Linked DNA regions of Homo sapiens: region 2 is linked to region 1. The links are chromatin loops, found by intact Hi-C in ENCODE. Cell type or tissue: ascending aorta. All regions are shown on one strand. Region 1 overlaps COMMD1 (copper metabolism domain containing 1). Region 2 overlaps COMMD1 (copper metabolism domain containing 1).

Region 1 (8,000 bases):
CCTAGTTGATCTCATGTAATTCCTTGCATTTAAATACCATCTATATGGTAATGACTCCCAAATGTATATCTCCAAACTGGATTTCTCCCCTAAATTTCAGATACATATTTATGACATACTGGAGATCCTGACTTAAATGTGTAAAAGGTATCAAAAATTGAATATGCCCAAAACTAAGTTCCTCATATATCTCCAAAACCTGTTCCCCCTGCATTTTTTCTCATCTCAGTTAGTGGCACCTCCATTCTTCCAGTTCATATCTTTTTGTTTTCTCCTACCCACATCCATTCCACCATCAAATCTTGCTGGGTCTGTTTTTAAAATATATCTAAAATTTGAACACTTCTCACCACCCCCAACTACTCTGTTTAGATCACCATCACCTCTCTCCTAGATTATAACATCCTCCTAACCGATGTCTCTGTTTCTGCTTTTCAGTCTGTTTTCAACACACAGCATCCAGAATGACTGTTAATGCATAACTCAGAAAATATATTCATGGCTTTCCAGTTCACTCCAGTGGCTTTCTGTGTCAGTCAGATTAATAGTTCTCTCCCTTACTTCGTCTACTCTAGCTAGACCCACTGGCCTTGTTGCTAATTTCTGAAACATTCCAGGGATCTTCAGGACCTGTATACTTGCTCTTGCCTCTTTCTCAATTCGTCTTACTCCAGATATGGCTAGCCTTTTCACTTCCTTAAAGTCTTTTGTTTTTTTTAATCACCTTCTCATTAGGCCTTCACCAGCTACCTCTCTAAAAGAATTCTCCATGTCCTGCTTTATGTTTTATATTTACAATTGACAATGTATAATACAATAAACTATTTATTTAAAGTGTACAATTTGGTTAATTTTGGCTGGTGTACATGTCTGTGAAAACACCAGTACAGTCAAGAACCAGAACACGTTCCTCAGCCCCTAAATGGGGACTGTGTCCCTTTACAGTCATCCACAATTTGTGGACAACTGCTGGTCTGCCTTTTGTTACTTTAGTTGTTTTTCTTCTTGTTACTTATTACTACCTAGCATGCTATTTTACTTATTAATCTTGTCAGTGCTCCAGATTAGCATTTAAGAGGACAAAGATTTTTTTTTTTTAATTGCTGCATCCTCACAGTCTTGGATGCCTCCCGGCACATGGTGTTCAGTTAATATTTCTTGAGTGGATAAATCACGTAACTCACTATAAAGCATCTCCTATGTGTCAGACACTACATAGGAGTTGAGGATGTATCAGTGAACAATACAGACAAGTTTATTATCTTATGGAGCTCACAGTGAAAGAAAGTTGTTAATAATTAGTGTAAGAAATTTTATCAGAGATGGAAGAGCCTTACCAAAGCTCAAAAGATGGAATGGCTATCTTTACCCAGGAAGTTGAAGAAGGCAGTTCTTAAGAGGTGACATTTACATATGATTTTTCCAACATCGTAAACTCTGTGATCCAGAGCTGAGAATCATGAAATAAGAACAACAAAAAAGTTGATACAGGCAAGATGGATTCTCTAGAGTTTATGAACATATCTTTGCATTTAATGCATAGATGTATGACTGGGCGCAGTGACTCGTGCCTGTAATCCTGGCACTGTGGGAGGCTGAGGTAGGTGGATCATTTGAGGTCAGGAGTTTGAGACCAGCCTGGCCAACCTGGTGAAACTCCGTCTCTACTAAAAAATACAAAAAAATTAGCTGGGGCTGGGTGTGGTGGCATGCACCTGTAATCTCAGCTGCTTGGGAGGCTGAGGAACGAGAATCACTTGAACCCAGGAGGCGGAGGTTGCAGTGAGCCAAGATCACGCCATTCCACTCCAGCCTGGGTGACAGAGTGAGACCTTGTCTCAAACACACACACATACACACACACACACACACACACACACACACACACACACACGTGACCTTTGGCAGTGATTTTTTTTTTTTTTTTTGAGATGGAGTCTTACTCTTGTTGCCCAGGCTGGAGTGCAGTGGCTCTCACCGCAATCTCTGCCTCCCAGGTTCAAGCAATTCCCCTGCCTCAGCCTCCTGAGTAGCTGGGATTACAGGCATGCACCACCACGCCCAGCTAATTTTGTGTTTTTAGTAGAGACGGGGTTTCTCCATGTTGGTGAGGCTGGTCTTGAACTCCCGACCTCAGTTGATCCACCCGCCTGGGCCTCCCAAAGTGCTGGGATTACAGGAGTGAGCCACCGCACCCGGCCCCTTTGGCAGTGATTTAGTACAAGTCCCTAGTGATTGCCATTTCTTTCTCACCACCTCCCACAATGTTGATTTTCCATTTTTTCAGCCCGCTGTCAGTAAGAAGTAGCAAGAAGTAAATTGGCAGAAAAGCTATTATAAGCAAAAGGAAGATTCACTTAGCTAGTGATTCAAAGCATCACTATATGTCAGACTCATCTGAGGAGCTTAAAAAGAAATTAAGATGCCCAGACCCCATCTCAAAGTAAGTGGCTTTACTTTAATTTGAGTGAAGGAAGATTTCTTCTCTGAGGTGAGCTGAGCTTTGAATGACAAGAAGGAGGCAGCCCCAGGAAGATCTGGGGGCACAAAATACAGGCAGAGGGAGCAACCAAGGCAAGAAATTAGCCTTGTTAAGAATTTTAAGTGTAATGGGAAGCCATTAGAGGGTTTTAAACAAGGAAAGATGTGATGTGACTTATATTCTAATAGGATTGCCTTGATTCACCTATGGAGAATGGATTTCTGGGATCTCAGTACTGGGATACTGAGATCCCAGGGGGAAAATATCACTAAGGTTGGAATTGCTTTTCTGCACATTAAAAGCAATTCTCTTTTTCCTTGAAACCTCCATGTGATGTTAATTAGGTAAATGGGATTTCAAGGAAAAAAAAAATACAAAACAACAAAAAGAAAAACTGTTATCCTTCATTCTCTTAATAAGATGAGGTATTCAGAAATGAATGGAGCCAATATTAATATTCCACTCCAAAAAATAGTAGAAATGAGTTTACATGGACTTCTCACAATCTCCATTCCACATTTCCATCTCTGTTTCTCATTTATGACAGGTCCCTTCCTTTAAAAACTTTTTTTATTATAATATGTTCCAAAACTTGTTTGTCAAACCTAGGGATAACTAATAAAAATCAGTATTGTAGGGGGAAAAAAGTGAAAGCAGGAGGCCACTTACTGGGCTCTCACAGTGGTCCAGGTGAGATAACGGCATGGAAATAGAGGTAATTTTAAGGAAGTGAAGTGAGCAGGTAGAGTGTAGGTTTTGAATATGGGTGAGTTGCTTTGAGTTGACTTGGAAGGGATGTAGAGAATGAGAGAAAGTGAGGAATTGGGGGTAACACCTTGTTTTTTCTTGTAAGACTATGTTAGCATAATTTGGTAATTCTAGTCATTGTTAAAACAGTCTTATTGCAGTGTTGACTGTCTAACATACAACTTGAGTTTTCTGGTAGCTATAATTACCCCTTCCACTTGGGGAAAAATATGAAAGAAATCATTTAACATTTGGCAGTTAAGAAGATGTTGTTTGTGCTGAAGTAATTTTATTTTTAAAACTCTCAACTTACAGAGAGATGCACTTGAGATTACTGAACATAAATTTTTTATAGACTTTAAAAGAAAATCATTGTTTCTTATGATGTGCCCTTTCTTATGTATACTATACCCAATAAAATGATTTAAAGAGGAGGAGAGAAAAAGATGAGTGTCTTTGCAGATTCATTGACCCTGTGAGAATAGGGCTTTGGCACTGCTGAAGTCCTCAGCCTCTGACTAGTAGCTTGCCAGCACGCAGCCCCTGGTGTTGGACTTCGTTCAGCTGTTCAGGCTGTCTGTTTCTATTCTTGCAGACAGATGGGGTGCTTGAGAGGAAGCCAGGAAGCCAAGCCTTAAGAGGACTTGGAAGCAATTTTTGGATATAAATCCCTTGTCCTAAACTCAGGGCAACAGTGTATCCTGCCCAGCAGTGTTGAACTGCCTGTGTTTGTCTAGTATGTGTGTACTGGCTGGTTGGCTCTGGGCTTCATTCCATGTATGCCACTGCTCTATTGCCAAGATAAATGTAGAAGGCCTCTGGCCCAAGCCCTTCTTTAGTACTTAAAAAAAAAAAATTGTGGTAAAATACACATAACAAAATTTTACCATTTTAACCTTTTTTTTTTTTTTTTTTTTTTTTTTTTTTTTTTTTTGAGACAGAGTCTTGCTCTGTCACCCAGGCTGGAATGCAGTGGTGCAATCTTGGCTCACTGCAACCTCTACCTCCTGGGTTCAGGCGATTCTTCTGTCTCAGCCTCCCGAGTAGCTGGGACTACAGGTGTGCACCACCACGCCAGGCTAATTTTTGTATTTTTAGTAGAGATGGGGTGTCACCATATTGGCTTGGCCAGTATGGTCTTGAACTCCTGACCTCATGATCCACCCCCCTCAGCCTCCCAAAGTGCTGGGATTACAGGTGTGAGCCACTGCGCCCGGCCATTTCAGCAGTTTTTAAGTGTACAGTCCAGTGGTATTAAGTACAGCCCAGTGGTATTAAGTACAGATGGTTTTCTTTTTTAAGAGATGGCAGTCTTGCCACCCAGGCTGGAGTACAGTGGCATGATCATAGCTTACTGTAGCCTCAAGTCCTGGGCTCAAGCAGTCCTCCTGCCTCCACCTCCCAAAGCACTCGGATTACAGATGAGCCACTGCATCCAACCCATTCATGATGTTGTATAACCATCACCACTATTTGCAGATCTTTCTTTTTTAAATCCCAAACAGAAATTCAGTACACATTAAACAATAATTCCCAATTTCCATCTCTTCAGCCCCTGGTAACCTCTTTTCTACTTTTTTCTCTGTGTATTTGCCTATTCTAGGTACCTCATATAAATAGAACCACACAATATTTGTCCTTTTGTGTCTGGTTTATTTTACACATAGTGTCTTCAACTTTTATCGTTGTTGTAGTACATATCAGGATTTCATTCCTTTTAAAGGCTGAATAATATTCCATTGTGTACATATACCACATTTTGTTTATCCATTTATCTGTTGATGGATATTTGAGTTGTTTCCACCTTTTGGCTCTTGTGACTAATCTGCTGTGAACATGGGTATACAAATATCTATTTTAGTCTCTGTTTTTAATTCTTTTGGGTATATACTAGGAGTGGACTTGTTGGATCATACGGTAATTCTATGTTTTAACTTTTTAAGGAACTGACAAACTATTTTCTACAGCAGTTGCTCAATTTTACGGTTTTTTGCAGTACATGAAGTTTCCAGTTTCTGTACATCCTCACTAACACTTGTTAGTTTCTGGGTTTTTTTTTTTTTTCTTTTTTTTTTTTGATAGTTGTCATCCGAATGTATATAAAGTGGTATCTCATTTAGTTTTGAGTTGAAGTCCTTAATGATTAGAGATGTTGAACATCTTTTTATGTGCTTATTGGGTTTGCCCTTTTTGTTTGTTTTTTTGAGACAAGAGTCTTGCTCCATCTCCCAGGCCGGAGTGCAGTGGTGCAATCTTGGCTCACTGAAACCTCCGCCTCCCAAGTTCAAGTCATTCTCTTGCTCAGCATCCTGAGTAGCTGGGATTACAGGCACACACCACCACACCTGGCTAATTTTTGTATTTTTAGTAGAGACAGGGTTTCACCACTTTTGGCCAGGCTGGTCTTGAACGCCTGACCTCAGGCAATCTACCTGCCTTGGCCTCCCAAAGTGCTGGGATTACATGCGTGAGCCACGATGCCCGGCCAGGTTTGCCCATTTTCAAAAATCTTTTTTATTTTTCTTTCTTTTCTTTTTGTCTCTCTTTTTTCTTTTCTTTTCTTTTTTTTTTTTTTTTTTTCGAGACAGGGTCTTGCTCTATCGCCCAAGCTGGAGTGCAGTGGCACAATCTCGGCTCACTGCAACCTCTGCCTCCCAAGCTCCAGTGTTCCTCCCACCTCAGCCACCTGAGTAGCTGGGACTACAGGTGCAAGCTACCATGCCTGGTTAATTTTTTATATTTTTTGTAGAGACGGGGTTTTGCCATGTTGCCCAGGCTGGTCTTGAACTCCTGGGCTGAAGCAAGCCACTGCCTCGGCCTTGCAAAGTGCTGGGATTATAAGCATGAGCCACTGAACCCAGCCTCTTTTTTTTTTTTTTTCCTACACCAAACACCTGAACTCATTTTATGCACTTTTATTGTTTTTTTTGTTGTTGAGTTGTAGGAGTTTTTTTAAATGTATTCAGGATATCAATCACATATTAGATATATGGATTTGCAAATATTTTCTCCCGGTCTGGGTTTTCACTCCCCTCCAGATCATATCCTTTGATGCATAAAAGTTTTAAATTTTGATGTGGTCCAGTTTATTTTTACTTTTGTTGCCTGTGCTTTTGGTATCCTATCCAAGAAGTCATTGCCAAATCCAATGTCATGAAACTTTTCCTCTCTGTTTTCTACTAAGGGTTCTATAGTTTTCACTCTTAGGCTTAGGTCTTTGATCCACTCGAGTTAATTTTTTCATATGATATGAGGCCATTCTTAACATTTTGTATGGATTTTTAAAAAATGATTTATGCTACTAGGGAAACAGAAAAAAGGACTTCTGAACTTGAAGCTGATAAGTTGTAAATTTATCATGTTTCTGAATTTTCTAGATAACTCTGTATAATTAATTAAACAGAGCTCTTATCACCCAAGACATTAATGAGTGGTAGTCTCTAGGAACCAGCTCAGATTAACTGCCAAATAAGCTAAACTTCCTTTTTATTGCCAGAGTTATTAACCTAAGTGGATTATAAGTCAATAACAGAGGAAATATATCTGAATTTTAATGAGCCATTTTATAGTCTTGTGGATACAGTACAAAAGCCTGAACTGAATTATGATAAACCTAGTGAATGTAACAGTGTTGATCACAAAATTAGTTTGATCTTTGATCCTGTGATACTGGCCTCCGTCCACACACACACTTCTTAGTCTAAAGAAAACAGCCTAGTCTTCTTAGAATATCATTTAAAGGCTGGGTGCAATGGCTCATGCCTCTTATGCTAACACTTTGAGAGGCCAAGGCAGGCAGATCACTTGAGCCCAGGAGTTCAAGACCAGCCTGGGCAACATGGTGAAACCCTATCTCTACAAAAAATTAAAAAAAATTAGCAGGGCATGGTGGTGCACACCTGTAGTCCCAGCTGCTTGGTAGACTGAAGTGGGAGGATTGCCTGGGCCCAGGAGTTTGAGGCTGCAGTGAGCTGTGATCATGCCACTGCACTCCAGCCTGGGTGACAAGAGTGAGACCCTGTCTCCAAAAAAAGAAAAAAAAAAGAAAAATGAAGGTATCTTTTGGCTGTGTGGCTCTGTTCATGTAATTCTTTAAAAACGCTGACTTCAGGCTGGGCATGGTGGCTCACGCCTATAATACCAGCACTTTGGGAGGCCAAGGCAGAACGATTGTTTGAGTTGAGAACAGGAGGTCAAGATCAGCCTGGGCAACACAGGAAGACCCCATCTCTACAAAAAATTTTTAAAATTACCTGAGCATGGTGGCATGCACCTGTAGTCTCAGCTACTTGGGAGGCTGAGATAGGAGGATCACTGGAGCCTGGGAGGGGAGATTGAGGCTGCAGTGAGCCATGATTGTACCTCTGCACTCCAGCCTGGGCGTCAGAGCATGACCTATCTCAAAAAAAAAAAAAAGTCTGACTTTATGTGGAGGTAAGATCATGGGTAGCAGGCCCATACGCATCTTTTCAGGTACTTCCGTCTTCCCAACACATGTATATTGATGAAAGGTGGATTCTTATTTTCCCTGCTTAGGTCACATGGCACATGGCTACCCAGGGGGAAGTCACTGTTCATTGGAATTAGGGTAATTTAGGGAAGGTATAAATTGACAGCTGATACCACAGGGAATAAGTGAGGAGCAGTTCACCAAAGGAATTAGGCATGCTGGACAAACAAAACCAATATGATACAAAGGTACTTTTGTCAAAATAAAAAACTAAAAGTAGTACTTTGTTACTAACTAAACTCCAGATTTTATTTCTATTTC
Region 2 (8,000 bases), 63 kb after region 1:
GTTTTACTCTTTCAACTAATTGGCAACTAAAGAATTCCTAAAACATACCCATGACTTGTAAGCCCTTACTTCAAGATGTCCTGCCTTTTTGGGCTGAACCAATGTATACCTTACCTGTAATTTCTATTTCCCTAAAATGCTTAAAACCAAACTGTAACCTGACTGCCTTGGGCATACTTTCTCAGGATCTCTTGAGACTGTACCCTGAGCCATGGTCACTCAAATCGGCCCAGAATAAACCTATTTATTTATTTATTTATGAGACAAAATTTCACTTTTGTTGCCCAGGCTGGAGTGCAGTGGTGCGATCTCGGCTCACTGCAACCTCTGCTTCCTGGGTTCAAGTGATTCTCCTGCCTCAGCCTCCGAAGTAGCTGGCATCACAGGTGCCGCCACCATGCTTGGCTAATTTTTGTATTTTTAGTAGAGTCAGGATTTCACCTTGTTGGCCAGGCTGGTCTTTAACCCTGACCTCAGGTGATCCACCCGCCTTGGCCTCCTAAAGTGTTAGGATTAAAGGCATGAGCCACCGTGCTAAGCTAGAATAAACATCTTCAAAATACTTTACAGTTTATTTTTTCTCTTAACACTATACAAACCAGGGCCAGCCAAATGAGGAAACAGGTAGGGTGAAGTCTAGAAGGATTCCACAGAGCTTCCATGCACTCTTCCTTTGGAATCAGGGCACATCACCCTCCCATCACATCAATGTGTTAATTAACCAGGAAGCTCCATTGAGACTCTCATGTCCAAAGATTTTTATTGAGATTTCATTACATAGGCATGATTGATTGAAGGTTGGCCACATGATTGAACTCAGTCTTCAGCTCTCCTCTGTCCCGAGGTTGGGCTAATATTAACTGGCTCAAAGCCCCATCCCTGTAATCACATGGTTGGTCTTTCTGGCTTGGCCCACCCCTCATCCTGAGTTATCTCATTAGCATGAGCTCCCTGGGGGCCCACAATGAATTGCCTCATTAGTTTAAACTACCAGGGCCCACCATGAATAACAAACACACTCGTGGTCACTTGGGAAATTCCAAGGTTTAGATGCCTTCTACCAGGAACTTGGGACAAACCAGTCAAATTCTGTATTATACAACACTCTGAACCCAGGAGGCTAAACAGTATGCAGGGTTTCTGCTTTCTGTGTTTGGGATGGTCTCTGAACAGCAGTGTCTAGTTTGTCTTCTCTATCTTGTCTATTATCATTTTCACAGCACAGGAAAAACAAAAACTAAGTGGTAAAATCATAACTAGGCATTAACTTCCACTCTAACCAAGTCTTTGGAGCTTCTAGCAGGGGAACTATTAATATATTTGCCATTTCTCCTTTCCCTCTTAGCCATTAAGGCATAGATTGCAAGCTGATGGCTTACAAATTTAGGCTGACAGATGTTTCATTTGGTGCACATTTTGTTTGTGTGGTTTTTTTTTTTTTTTTTTTTTTTGAGGCAAAGTCTCGCTCTTGTTGTCCAGGCTGGAGTGCAATGGCGCAATCTCGGCTCACTTCAACTACTGCCTCCCGGGTTCAAGCGATTCTCCTGCCTCAGCCTCCCTAGTAGCTGGAACTACAGGTGCACGCCACCACACCCAGCTAATTTTGTATTTTTAGTAGAGACAGGGTTTCGCCATGTAGACCAGGCTGGTCTCAAACCCCTGACCTCAGGTGATCCACCCACCTCGGCCTCCCAAAGTGCCAGGATTACAGGCATAAGCCACCATGCCTGGCCTGGTGCACATGTTTTTTAAAAATTTCAATTACATGTCAGTGTTCAAAAAAACAGAATTCATATTAATGTGAACTTTCTGACTTCTCTTTAAAAAAAATAAAAACATCACTGGGCCTGTGTTCCTCTATAGCAGTAATTGGCTAAGGTGGAATAGTGGCTCTTCCCTTTTAAAGGCAATTTAGAATGTCTCCAGTTTATCACAGTCGCTACCCCCACTTCCTCACTCCCATCCTGCAACTTGATCTTTAAGGAATCTCTGAGTTTAAGAGTAAAATTTTAAAAGCCCATCTATAATGTATCACCCTCTGGCTAGAGCCTCTTATTTATGCTGTCTCAATTATCTCTGGATATAATCATATGAGGTAAGCATTGTAACTCCTCTTTTGTAGTTGAACAGAATGAAACTGGATTCATGAGTTTCCCAAATGAATTTCCCAAGGCTTCATAATTCATGAGGAACTAGAACTCAAATCCCATTCATAGTTCCGCTACCCTGGCCCTAGACCTCTGGCTCCCACCCCGTTCTGAGAGCTACAACTCACAATTCAGACACTAACAACACATGTTTTAAGTGTGTGGCACAACTTCTTGCTCAGTATAGCAGCTCAATAAATGCTAACTGACATAAAAATTAAGCACATTTCTTGACATCTGATTTGTATGAACCATATGTTGTCACATGGCAATATAATGGTTTGGAAGTCTTAGAGAAAGAGGTTTTCCAGCAGAATTGCAAGAATATCTCAGTCTGAGACCACTCTGTTGTAAGTTCCTAGACCTTTTTCTCTGAATTCTGTAGGGGGAGAACATAATAAAGGGAATGGAAAAGACCTTGCTGTTGCAATATTCCTTTCCCAGTGTCTTAGCCACCCTGGCTGCATTTGGGAGCTTTGCAAAAGGACTCAGCTTCTCTCATTTTCTCTGACTCTGCCTGACTGTGGTACAAAGTCTCATCCTTTCATCCCTTAACAGATCAGTAATTTGTTGAATGCTTACTATGTTCAAAACACTGTGTAGATGCAATAATGAATCAGATTCCTGTTGGAGGAAAAGAGCTGTGATGTACATAATGTTGTCTTTGTTAGGAAAGGATGATTGTCAGACGAGTGGACAGATAAAGTGCTGAGAGGGACCAAGATGAGGCAAGAGGTGGTGAGGTTGGCATCTGAGAGGGATGCATAAAAGAGGATGTCTTTGGCCTAAGCCTTGAAGAATAGGTAGATAGGAGACAACAGAGATGGGAAAGAGGTCAAGTTGAAAGAACAGTAAAAACAGCGGCCGTCTGCAGTGGCTTACGCCTGTAATCCCAACACTTTAGGAGGCCAAAGCGGCTGGATCGCTTGAGCCCTGGAGTTCGAGACCAGCCTTGGCAACATGGTGAAACCCCGTCGCTACTAAAAACACAAAAACTAGCCGGGCATGGTGGTGGGCACCTGTAATCCTAGCTACTCAGGAGGCTGAGGCATGAGAATCATTTGAACCCCGGAGGCGGAGGTTGCAGTGAGCCGAGATCACACCACTGCACTCCAGTCTGGGCAAAAGAGCAAGACTCCATCTCAAAAATAAAGAAAGAGTAGTAAAAACAAAGGAAAGGAAGGAGAAAGCAGGGGCATATACCAAGACAAACAAGTGGCTTGTTGAGTATTTATTAAGAGTATTTAGGTCAGGCACAGTGGCTCCTGCCTGTAATCCCAGCACTTTGGGAGGCCAAGGCGGGAGGATCATTTGAGCCCAAGAGTTTGAGACTAGCCTGAGCAACATGGCGAGACCCTGTCTCCATAAAAAATAAAAAATTAGCCTGGCATCGTGGCTCATGCCTGTGGCCCCAGCTACTTGGGAGGCTGAGGTGGCAAGATCGTTTGAGCCTGGGAGGTTGAGGCTGCAGTGTGCTATGATTGCACCACTGCCCTCCAGCCTGGGTGACCGAGTGAGACCCTGTCTGAAAAAAAATAATTATTAGAAGAGATTGATGTAACTTGGCAGAGTCAAATGGAAAGTGTTCAGTTACTTACTGTAAACAGACTTGCTCTGTTAAATTTGGTTTAAGAGAAGGAAGAAATAGTATTTATTGTTCCAATTTATAATAAAATTACACATTTATTTTGTTAGGTATACTTGTTAGAATTAATATTATAAAAGGAACAAATAGTGAATTTTAAACACAGGGTTAACCACATTAGTTGCCTCCTTCTATTTTGAGAAGTGACTGATGGAAGGGAAAAACACGTCATTTGAAGGTATTTTTATCTCTCAAATTGGGATTTTCTTTTTCTAGAGTCTGCCAACCAAACAGCGTTGACATTGTTACGCATGTCATAGGCAACTTGTATAGCCTCCCACACATCCCTATTATCATACTTTACTTCACATTGTGGACAGGATCTATTTATATTTCTCTCTCTTCTATGGGATTGCAAATTTCAGGACAGGGACCTAATCTTTGTAACAAAAAGAGCCAAACTCTGTAAAATATTTTAAGAGATTTATAAATAAATAAATAAATATATTTATTCTGAGCCAAATGAGAGTGGTCATGGCCCGTGACACAGCTCTCAGAAGGTCCTGAGAACCCAAGGTGGTCGGGGTGCAGCTTGGTTTTATACATTTTAGGGAGACATGAAGCTTCAAGGAAATACATTTCAGAAATACATTGGTTTGGTACAGAAAGATGGGACAACTTGAAGTGGGGTGGGGCTTCCAGCTTATAGGTAGATTTAAAATTCTTCTGTTTGACAATTGGTTGAGTTTATATAAAGACCTGGGATCAACAGAAAGGAATATCTGGGTTAAGATAAAGAATTGTGGGACTGGGCATAGTGGCTCAGGCCTATAATCACAGAACTTTGGGAGGCCGAAGCAGGCGGATCACGAGGTCAGGAGATCGAGACTATCCTGACTAACACGGTGAAACCCTGTCTGTACTAAAAATACAAAAAATTAGCTGGGCGTGGTGGCAGGCACCTGTAGTCCCTGCTACTCGGGAGGCTGAGGCAGGAGAATGGCGTGAACCCAGGAAGCGGAGCTTGCAGTGAGCGGAGATCACACCAATGCAAAAAAAAAAAAAAAAAAAAAAAAAAAGGTGGAGCCGGGCACGGTAGCTCATGCCTGTAATCCCAGCACTTTGGGAGGCCGAGGTGGGTAGATCATGAGGTCAAGAGTTCGAGACCAGCCTGGCCAGCATGGTGAAACTCTGTCTCTATTAAAAATAAAAAAAATTAGCCGGGCATGGTGGCACATGCCTGTAATCCCAGCCACTCGGGAGGCTGAGGCAGGAGAATGGCGTGAACCCAGGAGGTGGAGCTTGCAGTGAGCTGAAATCGCGCCACTGCACTCTAGCCTGGGCTACAGAGCGAGACTCCGTCTCAAAAAAAAAAAAAAAAGAAAAGAAAAAATGGTGGGGCCAGGCACGGTGGCTCATGCTTGTAATCCGAGCACTTTGGGAGGCCGAGGTGGGTGGATCACAAGGTCAGGAGTTTGAGACCAGCGTGGCCAGCATGGTGAAACTCTATCTCTATTAAAAATTAAAAAATAAAATAAAAGTAGCCGGGCATGGTGGCACATGCCTGTAATCCCAGCCACTCGGTAGGCTGAGGCAGGAGAATGGCGTGAACCCGGGAGGCGGAGGTTGCAGTGAGCCAAGATTGCGCCACTGCACTCCAGCCTGGGCAACAGAGTGAGACTCCATCTCAGAAAAAAAAAAAAAAAAGAATTGTGGTGACCAAAGTTTTTATTTGCAGAGGAAGCCTTCAGGTGGTAGGCTTTAGAGAGAATAGGTTGTAAAATGTTTCTTTTCAGGCTTAAAGTCTGTGTTGATGTTAATATCAGAGAGGTATAATGAGGCATGTCTGACCCCCACCTCCCATCATGTCCTAAACCAGTCTTTCACGTTAAATTTTAAAAGTGCCCTTGTTACAGGAAAGGGGTCCCGAACCAGACCCCAAGAGAGGGTTCTCAGATCTTGTGCAAGAAAGAATTCAGGGTGAGTCCACAGCGCAAAGTAAAAGCAGGTTTATTAAGAAAGCAAAGTAGTGAAAGTACAGCTACTCCATAGACACAGTAGGGCGTTCCTGAAAGAGAAGGAAAGCATCCACCCTGGGTACAGTGCTTGTTTATATACAGGATAAAAAGATCATGGGGGGATGTGCTCTGCTACAAGCATTCGTTCTTAATTACTGTATTTTGCAAGAATCAATATTATTATCTTTAAAGCAAAATTAGGAATGCCTTTGCTCTCCATATATTGGGATATTAGGACAGTCCCAAGTCTGGGTCTGTTTAGTAAATATTATCAATCTGTTCCCTTCACCGGAAACATCTAGAGGCTAGATGCTGGGAAGGCAGCCCAGCAAGTCCCAGCCTCATTTTCCTTGCCCTCACTCAAGATGGAGTTGCTCTGGTTTGAACACCTCTGACACCCTGGCTGAGAAGGAAGTCCATTCAGATGGTTGGAGAGGTGTTAGAAGTTTATTTTGGGTTTACATTTTTTGTGTTTTTTTGGGTAGCATAGTTAATGGACATAGTACGTACTTAGAAACAAACCATTTTTCCTTCAGACTTTATTCCTGGAGACATCACTTTAAACAACATCTTTCCAAGCTCAAGGCAAAATTCTCTCTGCTGGTGTCTGTCAGATGTCAACAGAAAAAAAATGGATTGAACTGGAAATTCACTAAGAATTGGTATAATAAGGCTTTTATGTAGCATTTAAATAAATAGGGAGAGGTGGACTGTGAAGCACTGGAAAGTATTATCTCTGAATATAATCTTTCCAAAAGGTCTGGATATAATCTTTCCAAAAGTTAGCACCCAAAGAATTATACTTCCTGGAAAATGTAAATAGTTTTGCACCTCAGATTTCCTCCTGTAGTAATGACTGGCATTCTGTGTGACTTGCTCTTGTACCTACCTATGGTAAGAATCATATAAACAATATGCTTCCGAAGAATGTCCACAAAGAAAACCAGAATGAAGATGAAGACTTGGGCCAGGAGTAGTGGCTCATGCCTGTAATCCCAGTACTTTGGGAGGCTAAGGCAGGAGAATGATTTGAGCCCAAGAGGTTGAGACCAGCTTGGACAACATAGGGAGACCCTGTCTCTACAAAAATAAAAAATAAAAAAAGAGATGAATACTGGCAATGTGCCTGCCTTATTCACTGCCCTGTTCCTAGTACCCAGTAGAGTTGGCTGAAAATAAGTATACTTTGAGTAAGTGGATAACATTATCTGTTCTGTATACTTGGTGTTTGTTCGTTGGTGCCTGAGATGTACATTTGGGCCATGTTGTGGTCAGGGGAGAAATCACTGGGGGAGTTGTTGAATGTAATTGACTTCCAGCAGAGAAACAGGAGTTCATAGTCCCAATTCTCTTTAAACAGTCACTAAATGGGATAAAGAACTCTCAAGTAAATTTTATTTGTCAAGCTCCTTTTCAAAAATTACAAAAGACTGCTACTGATAAAACTACTGAAAAATACAAAAATATACAAAACTTAAATAAGAGATCCCCATTTCTACCAATATTAGTATTCTTTGACATCATTTCTCCTGCAAATACAAACATAATCATACTTATGGAGTTCTGGATGATAGTTGGAATTTTTTTTTTTTTTTTTACCAAAATTGGCTATATTATATATATTACTCAGGCAAGTTGCTTTACTGAATAGATCATGGCCAACTCTCTGGCTCAACAGATACAAATATAACATTGTTTCTTTTTTAATAGCTGCATAATACTTATTCCATATTCTGGGGAAGGTTCTGTTAATGACATTTAAGATGTTTCTACTTTGTTGTTTTTATTGGTGTTTTTGCTACTACAAACCAGAAAAAAAAAATTCTATATGTATATATACCCTTAGATACTGGTGCTTTTGTTTTTTGATTTTAGGATTAGGATTTCTGTTGCAAAAGGTATACATGCATTAATTTTAATAGCTACTGCTGGATCACTTTTCAGAAGGTTGTAATAGTTCACACTTCTGCCAGCAACATATCAGATTTTTCCTTTGTCTACATCTCTACCATCCCTGAATGTTACCCTCTAGTTTTTCTCAATCTAGATTTTTTTTTTTTTTTTGAGACAGAGTCTCACTGTGTTGCCCAGGCTGGAGTGCAATGGCGTGATCTCGGCTCACTGCAACCTCCGCCTCCCGGGTTCAAGCAATTCTCCTGCCTCAGCCTCCCAAATAGCTAGGATTACAGGAATGTGCCACCACACCCGGCTAATTTTGTATTTTTAGTAGAGACGGGGTTTCTCCATGTT

The links. A loop is a pair of places that touch in the nucleus more often than their neighbours do. Peaks named below come from ENCODE experiments on the same cell type or tissue, not always from the same donor. Only the 100,000 strongest peaks of a DNase experiment are listed, where the experiment ranks them.
Region 2: a loop joins it to region 1, with 2.2 times the contacts of the local background. A loop is called at or near these places in 3 of 110 quality-filtered maps.

Annotation. Positions count from the first base shown.
Region 1 is chr2:62,010,417-62,018,416 of GRCh38, forward strand. All of the region lies in intron 2 of COMMD1 (copper metabolism domain containing 1), which reads left to right. Among named protein-coding and RNA genes, the nearest start is that of COMMD1, 110 kb to the left of the region's middle. RefSeq lists an enhancer at 527-726. In ascending aorta, a CTCF peak has its summit at 3,822; a DNase peak (open chromatin) is centred at 3,925; H3K27ac peaks cover 1,094 bases.
Region 2 is chr2:62,073,456-62,081,455 of GRCh38, forward strand. All of the region lies in intron 2 of COMMD1 (copper metabolism domain containing 1), which reads left to right. Among named protein-coding and RNA genes, the nearest start is that of B3GNT2, 120 kb to the right of the region's middle. In ascending aorta, no CTCF peak of the experiment used is centred here; no DNase peak of the experiment used is centred here; H3K27ac peaks cover 799 bases.